Regions from separate parts of the Homo sapiens genome. Here region 2 is linked to region 1. The links are chromatin loops, found by intact Hi-C in ENCODE. Cell type or tissue: mammary epithelial cell. All regions are shown on one strand. Each heading gives the region's core, and the rest is flanking DNA. Links, peaks and the distances in the headings are about the cores only. Region 1 has its middle 54 kb from the start of SPATA12. Region 2 holds the start of LOC105377101 (a long non-coding RNA gene).

Region 1 (8,336 bases), core at 256-8,255:
GGACTACAGGCGCACGCCACCACGCCCGGCTAATTTTTTGTATTTTAGTAGAGACGGGGTTTCATCATGTTGGCCAGGCTCCGTCTCCTGACCTCAGGTGATCCCACCCACCTCGGCCTCCCAAAGTGCTGGGATTACAGGCGTGAGCCACTGTGCCCAGGAAGTTCTATTTCTATCCCCATATTAGATGAGGAAGCTCCTTAAAAAGAAATTAAAGGCCGGGCGCAGTGGCTCACGCTTATAATCCCAGCTCTTTGGGAGGCAGAGGCGGGCGGATCACGAGGTCAAGAGATTGAGACCATCTTGGCCAACATGGTGAAACCCTGTCTCTACTAAAACACAAAAATTACCTGGGTGTGGCGGCGCACTCCTGTAGTCCCAGCTACTCGGGAGGCTAAGGCAGGAGAATCGCTTGAACCCGGGAGGTGGAGGTTTCAGGGAGCTGAGATCGCACCGCTGCTCTCCAGCCTGGCAACGAAGCGAGACGCCGTCTCAAAAAAAAAAAAAAAAAAAAAAAAAAGTTAAATAACTTGCCAATATCACCAAGCTCATGAGTGACTGAGCTAGGACCTGACTCCAGGCAGGCTGGCACCCAAGGCTGTGAGCTTAGCACTACAGGGTATGAGTCCATGTGGTGGGCTGAATAATGGCCCCCAAAAGATGTCCCCATCCTAATTCCCAAAACCTAAGACTTTTTTACCTTACATGGCAGAAGGCATTTTGCAGATCTGATTATGTTAAGGATCTTGAGATGGGGTGTATCGTGGATTCTCCAGGTGGGCCCAATGTGGTCAAAAGGGACCCTCTGACAGGGAAGCAAGAAGGTCCGAGCAGTAGTAGGAGATGTGATCATGGAAGCAGAGGTCAGAGTCATGCCAGGAAGGGGCCAGGAGCCAAGGAATGCAGGCTGCCTCTAGAAGCTGGAAAAGCCAGGAAACCGATCCTTCCCTATGGCCTCCAGAAGGAGCCAAGCCTGCTGGCATCTGGACTCCAGCCCAGTGAGACTGCATGGAGACTTCTGATCTCCAGAACTGTAAAATGATCAATGTGTGTTGTTTGAAATTGCCAGATTTGTGGTAATTTGTTACAGCAGCCACTGGAAACTACCACAGTCAATGACCCTGACCCCAGTCCTTGCCCTCAAGGAGCTCATTCATCCAGAGGGAGGCAGAGAAGCTACCACCTGCTCCTAAAGACTGGATGGAATATGGGCCCCAGCCGTGCCCAGTGAGGTGCTGTGCGAACCTGAGGGAAGGTGTTCGGTCCACACACACAGGACCCTGACCTTCCCAGCAGAATGTCCTCGTCAGCCACAACTGGTTACAAAACCCAGGGAGATAATGACAGTCTGGAGCCACTTATTTGCAGATGTTTCAGTGGATTCATTTTCTAATAGATCCGCCCTGATAACGTGTCCACATTTGCAAGAGATAAAAAGCTGGCAAGGGAGACAGCAACACCCTCGGGGCTTCCTTCCTGGAATCCTTCAGTGGCTCGTCTGCATTTACCAGCCAGGTTTTCCTTCTGTTCTCTTCAGTTCCTCACCGCACCTTCAGACAGCTGATGCCCGACATTTCCTTTCTGTCTGGCCAAGGCCAGGCACATAAGCAGATTATTCTCATGTAAGAGAGGCAGCAGCATCTTCAATCTACAGATCCCCTTTCAAGTAAACTGGCCCCAGCATGCACTGATCTTAAACAACATGTCACAGAGTCTTACCCCAGCTTGTCCAAGCAAACTGAGATTTCATTACATGCCTAGACAATAATAGTTTATGCAGCCGGCGCAGTGGCTCATGCCTGTAATCCAGCACTTTGGAAGGCTGAGGCGGGAGGATTGCTTGAGGCAAGGAGTTCAAGACCAGCCTAGGCAACATAGTGAGACCCTGTCTCCGTTCTAAAAATTAGCCAGGCATGGTGCTATACACCTGTAGTCCCAGCTACTCAGGAGGCTGAGACAGGTGGATCACTTGAGCCCAGGAGTTTGAGGCTGCAGTGAGCTGAGATTGTGCCACTGCAGTCCAGCCTGAGTGACAGAGCAAGACTCCATTTTAAAAATAAATAAATATATATATATATATATAGCTCTGTAATCCCTGAAATAAATGGAGGTACAAAAAAGGAAAGTCTTCCTCTTTATAGATGCTTTCTTAGAATCTGCAAGGGATCTCAGCCCTTGCTAAAATGTAGACTATAAGGCCAAAATTATAAGCTACAATGATTCTACTAGGCACCTCCTAGGTGAACAACAGCTTCAGAATTTGAGAGATTTGAGAGATGGGAATGGGAACGTCCAGGAATAGCTAAAAGAAATGACAGCATTTATTGAGTACTTAATCTTATCATAATACTTACCATAATACTACATCCTAGGTACTAACATTTATCCCCTTTTACAGATGAGGAAATTGAGGCACAGAGCATAAAGTAGCTTGCCCACGAACCACAGTTAGTAAGTAGTGGAGCAGAATGAGAGCCCAGGGAGGCAAACTCAACAGTAGAAATGTCTGTGGCAACCCATCTCAGTGCCACCTGTCCCCACTGCCACACAGTCAAATCAAACAAGGGAGAAAGGAGTGTTGCCAATGAGAACTGGATTTTTTTGTGCAACGGGGCAATCTCAACATGAATCACAGACTCACTGGAAGTCCTCTAAACAAGCCTAGCATTTCAGTTGCTGTGACAGCCTGCCCATCCTGCTCCCTATCGGGAGGGGTTCCTGCCATCTCTGTCTATAGACCTCACTCATCCATGTCTGGCGCTGAGGGTCAGGACCTGGAGCTGTAAACTGGGTCCTTGAAGGAGTGACGGCATCACTTCCATAAAGCTCCGTTCTCTAATATGTAAAAAGCAGAGAATAATGTTTGCTGGGCACCCGGCAGAGGGCCTCCCTTCTGTACCATAACTCAGCATAGAAAGGGAAGGTTACATGCCCTGGAACAAAAATACCCCTCAGATTTGCCAAACGCTTTCTAGTGTTCAAAGTTTTTTACGTATGCGATCTCCTCTGGGATAAATCAATATTATTTCTTGTTAGGATATGATGAGCACCTATTAGAAGTGACAAACGCATATGACAACATACAGCCTTCAAGCCTATAATTAACTTACCTGTAACACTGCACCCACATAAAGCCTGATGGCCCCATAACTGTAAATAAAGCTATCCCTAGCACCTGGCACACAGTTGGTGGCTTAATCAATGTTGAATGAATATTGGATAACCAGGAACCACTTTTAATAGGATCTGCCATGTTCCCTGTTCCCTGGAGCCACATAAAGCAAGTGTATATATAGAAACCATCCCAGTCATGCATTAAAGTAACGTGAGAGCAAATCACTGAGAAGCCAAGTTCTGCCACACCTGCCAGGGGAGCTCCCAGCTGTCGATGCCAATGACCAGCGTGAGGTATCTGGAGAACCACTACACCGACAAGATAGATTTCAGTTGTTTTCAAACAAGCCATCAAAGTGGCTAATGGCTTCCCTCAAAGAAACCCCACACCTTCAGCCAACAGACAAGGAACTCATTAGGCGGAGCTCCCCGCTCCGATCTCCACTGTCCACAAGCTTCTTCCAAGCCGTTAGGAAAACAGCTCCCCAGAGCCCACATGCTGACAGGCAGCATCCGGGGTGATCAGATTTCTATCAGTAAAGACACATGGCATTTCTCTCTGGCTCCAGTTCAGAATCTCACCCCACCCACCCCCAACAGGCAGATCGTAGCTTTTCATAGGTCCTAAATAATCCGGCCTTTAAGAAAATGCTCGTGTATCAGTGACACACACAACATCACCAACACAGTCACTCGTTCAATGTGCTGCCTGCTCTCGACACCCCCCCAAACACGGTCACACTTTCTCATGCCCGCCTGGAAATCCATCTCCATCAGAACCAATGAACCAGCATCTCCCTTGGGCCCTAAGCGCCACAGGAGTCTCCCTCCTGACATTCAGAGAACAACCCTCCCTGGCTGAGTTTTCCCAAAGCTGGATGGCACAACCCTGCTTAGGGATCTTTAAGCCCAAAACTCCTGACCCAACATCCAAGTGATATTCCACTGACACACGGTGAGAATTTGGGCTGCTGGTTCTGCCCGTGGAGGGGCCACAGGGGGCGCTCCTGGGGCGATGGTCACACTGTGCTCCTCACTCTGGGTGCTGACTATTAAGGTGTGCTCAGCATGTGAAACCCAGCAAGGTGTACAGTTACTTGTGCACTTTTGTTTTTATGTTATTCATCCATAAAGAATTAATAAATAAGGTGCTGACTCACATGAATTCTCAGTTTGTTCTGGAATCTTAGGAGTCGAAGGTGGGGGGGTCAATAACACCATACTTCAGCCACATAAATCAGACTTTCTCAATAGCCTGAAAAACCAGTTGTTCCTGCCATTGATTGCGCTGGTTCCAGAAACACCTCCAACAGCCCTGAAGGAAAGACAGCCATGAAACAGTCACCACTGCACGTGCCTTCTGCTGAGGCTGAGCTGGAATTGATTTTGTTTATTCCAAAATCAGGCTTGGAAAGTGAGAATTTGGTCTTCCAGGTGAAAACAGGCAGGCATCTTGGTTTTCTGCAGAACCTCCTATTTTTAAAATTGGGTTGCTCACAGGGGATGGATGCTTTGACCCGAACACACAATGTTTTTCAAAAACAGAGGCCATGCCTGCAGTGTTGCGCCCGCCCCTCCACATTTACCACCACACTCAGCCTCTTCCTAGCCGACCAGGGACGGGTGAGTTCCGGGAACTCTGCTGCTCATGAGTCACCCTCCAGGGGCCTGACAACTGCTCCTGGATCCTGATCAGTTTTCTTCAAGAGACTGGCTTTGGTGTTTAGGGCTCACGCTGCAATAGCTTGCAAAAATAAAACTTCTCTCCTTATTACGAGCAGAGTGAGCAAGCACATGAGAACACAAGAATCAAACCCTGCCCCTCTCCTCCTGCATAACAGGAAACATTCATTTCTGAGCCCCTAGGTCAGGCTATCATTTGGCAGCTCAACTATTTTAGCAAAGGCAAGTTTCTCATCACCTTTTCCCGGCAGGGCTGCTTAGCTGGGCACCTTGGGTTTGTGCCATGGTCCAGGGGCAGTCTGGACTTTCCTGGCCAGAGGACAAAGCTGGATTGGCCTAACACCACGAGAATTTTTCTAGCCTGCTTTGTGCTCTGCTGAGATCTCCAAAATATATTAACCGTGTAGATCCTTGGGCAGAAAATTCTCTGTTGAGCCACGCTACATGTACTTTCCTAGAACAGATCAAACTTCAGCAAAATTAAATCTGTGAGCTTTTCAGTATGATTAATCCCTAGGAGGTGGCCCTGCCAAGAATAGCCTTGTCTGGAAACGTGTGAGCCTTTTTGGCTCAACCGAGAATGAAGACCACGCTCACGCTTCCTGGGGCTCCTGTGGTCACTCTGCTAGCTCCACAGAGCAGTTTGGATGACCCCTTTACCTGCAATAAAACTCCACGTAACAGCCCGCTTGCCAAACAGAAACACACTGTCTGGATGGAATTGGAAGAAATAGATCTGCAGTGGGAGCTCCAGAGAGCTGGATTCCACGGACAAGCCTTTTTTTTTTTTGAGACAGAGACTCACTCTGTTACCCAGGCTGGAGCGCAGTAGCGTGATCTTGGCTCACAGCAACTTCTGTCTCCCAGGTTCAAGCAATTCTCCTGCCTCAGCCTCCCAAGTAGCTGGGATTATAGGCAATTACACCCAGCTAATTTTTGTTATGTTTAGTAGAGACGGGGTTTCTCCATGTTGGCCAGGCCGGTCTTGAACTCCTGGCCTCATCTGATCCACCCACCTCAGCCTCCCAAAGTGCTGGGATTACAGGCATGAGTCACTGTACCAGGCCCTGTCATTTTTCTCTGGACCTCTGTTTCCGCATCTGTAAACCCTAGGGGCACAAGCACAGCATCTCTCAAGTCCCTTGCAAGCTGGTGGATTTTCAATTCCAGCTCAAAAATATATTTAAAAGAATTTTTTTCAATGAATTGCCAACATTTCAAAGTCCAGATGGCTCTCATGAGAATTGGGAAGTTTTACATTAAGATTCCAATTTCTACATGATCTTGGGAAATTGGCAGATCTGGCCCCATGGGCTAGCATTCTCAACAGGAGGCAGGAACCAGGATGGGCCATGAGTTCCTGGGAAACAGAATGCATGGCCCAAGCCATTGCTCTCATTTTCATGATGGGCTGGCCCTGTGAGCCTCAAGTTTGAGGCTCCCATTCTGAGGTCCGGCTCCTCCCCACCCCTGCCCTTTAACATATTGCTTAAACTTTTTCACTTTTCATTTCAGCTGAACGCTCAAGAATGAACTATGAAATCAAAATTTTTTATTTAAAAAAAATAGTACCAAAAAATCTGTTAAGTGGAGATCCACCAACTTGGGGCCTATCCCCCAGCCTGCCTGCAATTCTGACACTGCTCATGCAAGGAACCTAGAGCTACTTCTAAAGTTCCCCGGACCCTCTGACCTCTATGGGCTGTCTCGCACAACCCGCCACCCCTTATCCCAGTCCCTCAGCCCCTCAGCCAAGAATCCATGTTTGGGACCCATGACAGTGAGGCTAGAGGCGGGTGGATCTCTGAGCGGGGTGGTAGCTACATCTGCATTTTATCAGCCTGCTGGACAGGCCAGGATGTGAAGGGTGGCTGCAGGCCTGCCAAGTTGCTGGAGGAGATTAAACAAAAAGTGAGCCACACTGCTGCGGGAAACAAATGAGAGTGCGTGGAGAAGACTCCCAGCACACCCAGTGTGTGTCTGTGTGATGGAATGCCAGGGTAAGAAGATGGGACCTTGTTCCACATCTCTTTAAAGGAACCACACAAGCCAAGAGACACAGGATGGAATCTCAGTTCTCAAACCAGCCCATCTCATTGGAGGTGGTAATAATAATCATGTTATGATTAATTAATAATAATAATAGTGAGCAGCAACACAGCATGACAGCTAACATTTAGTAAGCTCTTACTCTGTGCAAAGCATGGGTATTCTCGTCATACCCATTTTAAAGATGATGAAACAGAGGCACAGCAAGGCCATGAACTCAAACAAAGTCACACCGCAGCAAGTGGTGGAGCAGGAACTGGACCACAGGCAGCTGCCTTCTGAGCCCGGGCTTCTGACCTCAGGGCTTTCTCCTGTCTCTTTTTAACATGCAGGCGCCACAGCACACATACCTTAGATATTCAGAATTCAGGGACACACCTTGTCTTCTATACCCTCTTCCATTATTAAAAACCACAGTGGGCCGGGCGTGGTGGCTCACGCCTGTAATCCCAGCACTTTGGGAGGCCAAGGCGGGCAGATCACGAGGTCAGGAGATAGAGACCATCCTGGCTAACATGGTGAAACCCCATCTCTACTAAAAATACAAAAAAAATTAGCCGGGCGTGGTGGCGGGTGCCTGTAGTCCCAGCTACTTGGGAGGCTGAGGCAGGAGAATGGCGTGAACCCAGGAGGCAGAGCTTGCAGTGAGCCGAGATCGCACCACTGCACTCCAGCCTGGGTGACAGAACGAGACTCCATCTCAAAAAAAAAAAAAAAAAAACCCACAGTGGAATTTATTTACATGTGCACTCCTCTATATGTGACAACTATGTACATTGACATCTACATATACAGGTTATTTTACAGGGTTGTACATACAAAACTATGCATGGTTTGGAGGATTTATGCATTTTGAAGATTAATTTTGACTATCTATAACCTGTACCTGACATGCCAACTTTAGGTGTGTAAAACTCCACTGTTCACAGTCAAAGTGTCTGCCTCCTCAGAGCCCTGACTCCCAAGGAGCCCACCATGGAGAACCAAGGACCCCAGTGTTCATGGAAAGGCCTGAATCATGGGGAGACTAATCTTGAAAAATAGACTTGGGCTGTTTTACAAAATACACTTTACCCCAAGGAAGAGACATTTGGACCCTTGTTCATCGTCTGCTCACTCCTAATTTACACACACTCCACTAAGCTTAGAAAGAAAGATTAAAAGCAGCAAAATTTGAAGAAAGAAATGAGCCAAACACAAAAGGGTGTTAACAGGTGGCACAGGAATCTCCAGGAGGGAGACCAAAAGGAAATTGCAAAGCAGACCCAAAGTAGACTTTAGTATGAGGGGAAATGCTCCCGCCCGCTTCCATAGTTAGTGGGAGCACCCCTGCGTGTAGGAGCTATGATGAACATGCAACCGGCGAGGGAAAATCGGAGGGAAGGTGAAACTGGGACCGGAATGCAGCCTAATGAAGAAACAGAAGCACAGTTGATGAAAACAAAGACGTTTTTGGCACAAGGAGGCAAAGTTAAACCGCCTGGAACTTA
Region 2 (8,336 bases), core at 142-8,141, 150 kb after region 1:
AATAAAAGTCCACACTCCCTGAATCTCATTCTTTTATAACACATTTGGAAAAGTAACACTAAGATAACATAAATCAATGGGGGTCGAGGAGGTGGGTTTAGGAGCGTCTGAACACAAGCCAAGGTAAAGGTCATGTGCTCAAAGCATAAAGCAGGAAGTTTATGCCTAATTGCCTTTTTTATATGCTCTCCTTCCCCAAAAAGGAATACAATATGCCCACACAGATTCTTCATCACACTCTGTCTAGGGAGGCAGGTGGGCCCAGTGAAGCCCAGAACATCCCCACCTCTCTGCACTGAGCTCACCTGGCCCCTCTGATGGCTTCCTGTATATCCTATCACTGCAGAAGAATGGGAGCATAATTCAAGAGCATCCCAACTAACCTCTGCACCTTTTAAAATGAACAAGGTTGGAAGGTTGGGGAAGGAAGTGGGCCAAAGATGGTGCTATCTTTGGAGAAGAAAAAGCAGATTCCTGGCCAGGCGTGGTGGCTCACGCCTGTAGTCCTAGCACTTTGGGAGGCCAAGGCGGGCCGATCATCTGAGGTCAGGAGTTCAAGACCAGCCTGGCCAACATGGTGAAAAATACAAAAATTAGCTGGGTGTGGTGGCACTTGTCTGTCATCCCAGCTACATGGGAGGCTGAGGCAGGAGAATCGCTTGAACCCAGGAGGTGGAAGTTGAAGTGAGCTGAAATCACGCCATTACATTCCAGCCTGGGTGACAAGAGCGAAACTCCATCTCAAAAAAAAAAAAAAAAGCCGATTCCTTCACTCGGCAGAATTGTCCTCTGCCTGGGCAGATCTCAGGTGAGTCTTCATCCCAAGGTTCCTTCTTCTCTGTACTTACCCATATTGGTAAGTCCTGTCCATGTTTCCATTTTACCCAATGTTTGGGATGACTTACTATTGTCCCTCGAGTATAAAGTACCACGGTGTGCATCCTGCACAGAGCCAAAGCTCCATGATATCACCATGTCTACCTTTGAGGGTGAGCTGTCCAATAGGGTAGCCTCTAGCCATGTGTGATGATTTAAATTTAAATTAAGTTTAAGTAAAATTAAACATTCAGTTCCTTAGTTGTGCTAGCCACATTTCAGGTACTCAGTAGCCAAAAGTGGTTGATGGTTACTGAATTGAACGGTGCTGGGAAGAACATTTTTTGTCACAGGAAGTTCTGTTGGATAGCACTGGGCTAAAGAGTTCAGCACCTGCCCACGCCTGCCTCTGCAATAACAGGTGACACTCTCTCATAGCTGGGCAGCTCTTCCCAGCTGTCACCAGGCACCACAGGCCATCTCAACTGACACCTAGATAACTCAGTTTCACCTGGGCAGCATATTTATTTTTATTTACACAGTACAATTGACAGTTTTTGGTGTATGGGTCCACAAGTTATATGCATATATATGTATGTATCCACTGCTATAATCAGTATACAGAACAGTCCCATCAACCCAAAAAATTCCCTTGTACTGCCCCTTGGTAGTCAAGCCCTCCCTCCATCCCTCCAAAACCCTGGCAATCACTAATCTGGCAGCTTTTTTAAAAACTCAGATTCCTGGCCTTCCCCTGGAAATCCCACTTAAGCAGGTCTGGGGTGAGGCCCGGAATCTCCCCCCACTCCAAGAATGCTCCTCAGGTGATTCTGGTGTTCAGCCAGGTTTGGGAATCTTTGGGGTAATTGCCTAATCTGAGTTTAATTTAATTATCTCCAAAGTGCTGTCTAGTCTCGCCTCTTTCCACCCCCCATTAGTTGCTTTGTTGCACATGGCAGCCGTCCATCTGAGACAGGGTGCTTGGAAGGCAGGGCAAGCCCGACTGCTGGGGGCATGGGCAGGGTAAGAACTCTGCAGCTCCGGTTTCTGGCAGAGAGAGGCCTCTCCGAGTCACAAGGATTCTCATCTTAATCCCTTCCTGGCTCTTTGTGCCATGGAATCCTCATCTGGAAAAAAGGGAACCACATCAGAAATAATTGTCTACCTCCGAGGCTTGCTGGGAAGTGATGACTTAGGTAACATGTTCAAAGGCTGGGCAGTCAGGACGAAAGGTACACTGTCCCGGATATGTCATCGCCTCACCAGATTTCCTCTGGATGGAACTCTCCTCACCCTCTTTACCTGATGGATGTGAGAGATCGGGACTCAAATTACAATAAAATTGCAGACTTTTTGAAAATAAACAAAAACTCAAAATATTTTTTCCTCCTAAATTCATGATCCCAAGGGTGAGGTACCAAATTCCATTTTTAAAGAGGAATTCAGAAGAGTCAGCATCTTCTCAGAAAACCTCCTCTGCTCAGAAAGTAAACAATTACGAAGGGGGCCAAAACTTGAGTTTAGCCATTCTCCTCTGGCTTGCTCCTGCTCTGCTGAGGATTCCTGGAAAACACTTTGAAAAGTTTAAGATGATCAAAGAAAAGGCATGGCCAACACAAGAAATGCTATCATTTAATATCACATGTTTATTTAGCCCCTCCAAGCCAAAGAGGGAAGATTGTTTGAAAGGGAGAGAATGCCTGCTTAATCAACTAAAAATGCATTCATTACTATGCTATTCACTGCGGCTTTCCTGAAATCAGACACTTTTGCCCCTAGACCATAAGATTGAAGCGATTTGAAATGAAAATATTTCCTGTCCACTGCTTGCCAGTTTCTAGCCCCAGAGTGATATAACAGATGACATCCAGTACAATAAATGCTTTTATTAACCATAAATTTGAGACTGCTTTAGGGATTTGAAGTGTTGGGTTTCATGCTGAAAAAATGTAATGTTATCCACAGACCATCAGTGAGTAACAAAAACAGAGGCACAGGTTATGCTACTTTGATCAAATTATGGCAAAAAATTGTCTTTTGCATTTAAAATAGTAGTTGCATTCAGGGCATATCTTCAAGGAGCACCACAATAATTTAATCATATGTCTTGGAGAGTTTCATGGAAATTCATCCTGAGTGCAAATTTATAGAACCAGCAGCTTCTGTTAAACAGATAGGAAGCTCAAAAGTGTTATGAGGCTAAGAGGGCTGAGAAATCAAAATACTAAGATGGGACCCCTAAATCAGGGTTTCTCAGTCTCAGCGCTATTTACATTTTAGGCCAGGTAATTTTTTGTCATGGAGGACTGACTTGTGCATTTCAAGATGTTTAGCAACATCCCTGAGCCCTTCCCATTGACTGCCAGGAGCAGCCTACCCCAGCTGTGACAACCAAAAATGTCTCCAGAAATTCCCCAAATCAAGGTTAAGGCTGCAAGTAAGCTGTGATCACACCACTGCACTCAAGCCTGGTTGATAGAGACCCTGTCTCAAAACAAACAAACAAACAAAAAAGAAATCCCCCAAATTCCCCCAATCAAAAACCACTGCTCTAAATCAAAGTCTAGGCTTGTTTAGCAAATGCTGCCTATGTTTGCTTCATCCGAAGGAAATGTCAGAGCCTGGGGAGCTGCGCAGACTCAGTACTGTGCCCCCAGTGCCTCCTTCTACACAAAAATGGTTAACCCTGAGTGATTTCTGAAATCAAAAGCACCTTGCACTCCCTCTTCCACAAAACTAAAGGTAGCATAGCCATAGAAACAAGAACTCTCTCGGCTGTGACCAGAGCAAACGAGACCAAGCAAAGGCAAGCTGCCCCCCGCCCCCGACCAAAGCATACCCTCACCCGACCTTTGTGTCCAGCATGCATTCCAGCCCAGGAGCTCCGGCCCGCTGGGCAGAGGCTGCACACCATTCCTGCCAGCATCTAAATCGCTGCTTTCTGGCCTTTCACTGTCAGGCCACAGAGGGGACTGTGGACTTGGTGCCAGAAAAGAAAATGAAAAGCAAAGTTGAATCTCTGCGGACCATTCTCTGGATGCTGAATGTCCCACTATTACATCTCGGCATGACATTTCATGGCCAGCAGGGGAGGAGGCCCAGTCCTGAAAGCTGAACAAACGCCCGGCACACAGGCCTGCCTGCGCCCTCGTAGTCTCTCTGGACTTATGAATAAAAGATGGAGGTTTTGTCTCTGTTGTTTCCCTGGTACCCTGTAAGAATAACAACTTGTTGCTTTTTGACATTTTAACTTACTTTGAAAAATGACCAATATTAACTTTACATGTCTTGGCCCTTAAATCTGGAGTGGGGTAAAATGAAAGAAACAAAAGCCATGTAATTAGGTAGAAGATAATAATTCAAGTTAAACTAATGAAACTGTCTGTAACGGACTCTAATAAAATAATGTAGGTAACATGCAATCACAGAACTAAAAGGCTAGAAACTGACTTGGAGGATACGTTTTTAGTAAAGTAGCCTTTACTGGAAATAAAGTTCAATGTTTTCTTAGCACAAAGGAAAGAAATGGCTGAATTTTGGTGTGAGGAAGCAGTCAACCGTAAACCTGCCCCGGCCAAACACAGGTCTTTAATAGGAACTCATTCCCCGTCTCTGAGGGCGACATCTATAACTGCAACAAGCCCATGTGAATAGCAAAAGCCTTGAGCATTCTTGAGAAATAGCACTCCTCATTTTGAGACAGTGTGGTTGATTTCAAATAATCTTTAAGGAAAAAGTTTATTACAGGATAGCACAAATGACATCCTGCATTTCCTTAGACTCTCAATAAAGTAAAAGGGAAGGCTTAATGTGAAACACTGCATTTTTAAAAAGACAACACAAGACTAAACTGGGTACTACTATTAGCACAGATCTCTAAATACAACAATTTCACACAGAAAAAACAAATTTTTCTTATTGCTAAAACTGCATCTACATTTGTTACCAGTTGATATGTAAAATCCAACAAAGTCACAATATCACCTTTAGAGGGGTCTTGTCAAAATATTTGAACCTATTCATGAGGAAACAATCAAAAATCCAAATTGTGTACACAAGTGGCCTTGACTCTTCAGAATGTGTAGGCTATAAAGGACCGAAAAATAGGTAGAGGAACTGTTCTGTATTAAAGGAGGCTAAAGAGACAGGACATCAAAAAGCAATGAGTGACCCTTCTCTGCCCCCTAGAATGTGATGCAGAAAGAAATTATGAATGACATTAAAAGGACAAGTGAGGTAAGTGTAGCAAAACGTTATGAATTGGTAACTTTAGACAAAGGGGAAATGGGTGTTCATTTTACTGTTATTTCAATTCTTCTACAGATTCGAAAATTTTCAGAATACAAAGGATGGGAGAAAGAGCACAATAATGGGGAATCCCCATGTGGGGCTGTAAGGGACTCTAATATACAGGTGACTGTATTTTATACATTATATACATACATTTTACACACTATATACATTTATATTTACATTTTATATATTATATATACCTGTATTTTGTACAGGTGACTAGCTGCCTGCTTGAGGGGTTGGGGGGTTGGGATGGCAACAACTTCATCTTCCTGTATCGTTTCAGAAAACGTATGCTCTAGGCAGGGCATGGTGGCTCATGTCTGTAATCCCAGCACTTTGCGAGGCCAAGGCAGGAGGACTGCTTGAGGCCAGGAGTTCGAGACTAGCCTGAGTAACACAGTGAAACTCTGTCTTAACAAAAAAAAAGTAAAAAAATAGCCAAGCTTGGCGGCACACGCCTGTGGTCCCAGCTACTCAGGAGACTGGGCCAGGAGGATTGCTGGAGCCCAGGAGTTCAAGGCTGCAACGAGCTATAATTGCATGACTGCACTTCGGCCTGAGTGACAGAGTGAGACCTTGTCTCAAAAAAAAAAATTATATATATATATATATATATATACACACACACACACACACATACATACACGTCATAAATCCATTTAAAATCTCCTATATGCCTTTCCCTAAAACTCTTCTCCAGCAATTTACCATTCTCACTCTCCTTTTTAGAACTCTTTAAAAGTTCGCTGGCCTGCTGCCCCCATTATCTACCCCCATCCTTTTTTAATGAGATAAAAGCAATGATTACACTAGTCTTGATCAACTCGAAAACTCTGTACTTTTAAAAATGTGTGACCCTTTAAGTAAAATAAGAAAGCTCAGTAGATGGGAAATGTGCTCAAGTGAAAAGATGTGGGAGGTAGAATTTGTCTCTCAATGACTTCAAAACCCAAGGAGGAGAACAATGAGAGGCGGCCTGTCCATAGCAGCACTATAGGGGCAGGTGACAGTCACCTTGGGCATGCCAGCACTGGGAACTCATAGCTCCAGAGGCCCTGAAGCAGTCTTCCGCCAGCACAACCAGATGTTACATTTTTTCTGCTTAATTTTGGTAAAACTCCATGACGTCCTTCTCAAATTAAAAAGGCAATGCCATTTTTTTTTGTAAGCCACAGGAGCTATCTTTAGTGAAGCCTTCTAAGGATTTCATTAATTCATAGCCAGCCAACCAGGACTTTTCCCACAGTCTCCCACAAAAAAGCCCGGGAAGTCACTGATTGCTTGGCTGGATCTGAATATGAGCAGAGGTAAGATCAGAAATATCTAGTTCCTCCCACGGGGAGGCAAGGCATGAAAATCAAAGCCGGGCAAAAACTCATTTCCACAGCTGGCCGGCAAATCCGCAGCCCCGGAAAGAAGGCAAAGAGCACCTCTGATTATGGACAGACCTTCAAGTGGCTTCAGAAAATGAAATGCATTCACCACCAGAGGGGAACGAAGCAAACAAAAACGAGACCTGCACCTCTGTTAAGAAGACAAAGTTTCATACAAACTGAGGGCTGCTGCCAGGGAGTGAGATTTGTTCCGTTCACATCGTTTCAGAAAGTCCAAAACCGGGATGCTTAGTTAGTGCTTAGCAGTAACTTTTCACATTTTTCTCATCCACAGCACAGGGTAAAGTAGACAGTCCAAGCAACCCCCTCAAGCAACAGACACTCGGCCAGGTGTGGCTCCCACACAACACCAGCCCACACTCTCCCTGTCATGAGTGGGAACCTGGCTTGAAGCCCAGCCTCTAACCAGTATGTGGCCCCTGGCAGGAGTGCCAATAACTGTGGTGTGAATGAATAAATTAAGCATATTTTTTATGCTACTCTCAGCACTAACTGCCACATGATTAGCCAATGTTAAGAAAGCAATTTCAGAGGAAATTTTTTTTTTTTGAGACGGAGTCTCGCTGTGTTGCCCAGGCTGGAGTACAATGGCACGATCTTGGCTCACTGCAACCTCCGCCTCCTGGGTTCAAGTGATTCTCCAGCCTCAGTCTCCTGAGTAGCTAGGATTACAGGTGCACATCACCATACCCAGCTAATTTATGTATTTTTAGTAGAGACAGGGTTTCACCATGTTGGCCAGGCTGGTCTTGAACTCCTGACCTCAGGTGATCCGCCTGCCTTGGCCTCCCAAAATGCTGGGATTACAGGTATGAGCCACCACTCCTTGCCCAGAGGAACTTTTTATTACAGTTGCTTGACTGACATGTCACCTCCTCAGAGAGGCCATTGGAGAGTGTCTACTTGCAAACACCCATTGCTCTTATTGCCTCATTTTAATTTCCTGTAGAGTGCTTAGTCATTTAAGAAACATGTATGGAGAACCTACTATGTGCCAGGCACTGTTCTCGTGATGCAGAAGGGAACAAAACAGGTAAAGACCCCACCCACATGGAGCTGACACTGCAACGGGGAAGAAGGATGGACAAAGAAAATACTATGTATGTCCCAAGGTGAAAAGTTCGGCAGAGAAAAAGTGAAGAAAAGAGGACAGTGAGCAGCAAGTTGCTATTGGAAAGAGCATGGTCAGGTCTGATACTTCATTATCCTATTTGTCTCCCCTACTAAAACCTAAGCTCTGGCCAGGCATGGTGGCTCATGTCTGTAAACCCAAGTGGGCAGATCGCTTGAGGCCAGGAATTCAAGACCAGCCTGGGCAACATAATAAAACCCCATCTCTACAAAAAATGTAAAAAATTAGCCAGACTTGGTGGCACGTGCCTGTAGTCCCAGCTACTCGGGAGGCTGAGGTAGGAGAATTGCCTAAGCCTAGGAGTTCAAGACTGCAATAAGCTATGATCACGCCACTGCTGCACTCCAGCCTGGGTGACAGAGACCCTGTCTCTGGAAATAAAATAAAATCTAAGCTCTAGAAATCAGACCTAACACACAGAACACACCAATATTCACTCAATGAATGAATGGCCACTGAGTGTCCCTCTTATCAAACCGTTCACCTGTTGGAGAAATCTTCCAAGCCTCACCACTTCTGACAGAACATACACAGGCAAACTTCAAGGTGCCCTGTTATCTAGTACCTATATCTTCAACCTTACCATCCCCCGACCAATGAGCCCCCTTCTCCAGCTTTGCCCACATCTTACTTTCTGCCCAAACTGTCCCCCCAGCGCCTGGGTCCACTCACTGGTCAGGCCCTGCTCAAAGTCCCTT

The links. Hi-C counts contacts between places; a loop is a spot of excess contacts. Peaks named below come from ENCODE experiments on the same cell type or tissue, not always from the same donor. Only the 100,000 strongest peaks of a DNase experiment are listed, where the experiment ranks them.
Region 2: it touches region 1 in a loop (3.0-fold over the local background); 20 of 110 quality-filtered maps call a loop at or near these places.

What each region holds. Positions count from the first base shown.
Region 1 is chr3:57,002,908-57,011,243 of GRCh38, forward strand. It overlaps a transcript of ARHGEF3 not described here. Among named protein-coding and RNA genes, the nearest start is that of SPATA12, 54 kb to the right of the region's middle. RefSeq lists enhancers at 3,587-4,118, 4,674-4,968. In mammary epithelial cell, for the core only: a CTCF peak has its summit at 4,096; DNase peaks (open chromatin) are centred at 4,334 and 4,754; H3K27ac peaks cover 1,604 bases.
Region 2 is chr3:57,148,554-57,156,889 of GRCh38, forward strand. The region is part of intron 1 of IL17RD (interleukin 17 receptor D); the gene reads right to left. LOC105377101 (a long non-coding RNA gene) reads right to left here and starts at 5,502. Exons shown (of 2, transcript XR_940865.3): 1 at 3,667-5,502; 2 at 1-1,943. In mammary epithelial cell, for the core only: a CTCF peak has its summit at 3,905; no DNase peak of the experiment used is centred there; H3K4me3 peaks cover 258 bases; H3K27ac peaks cover 781 bases.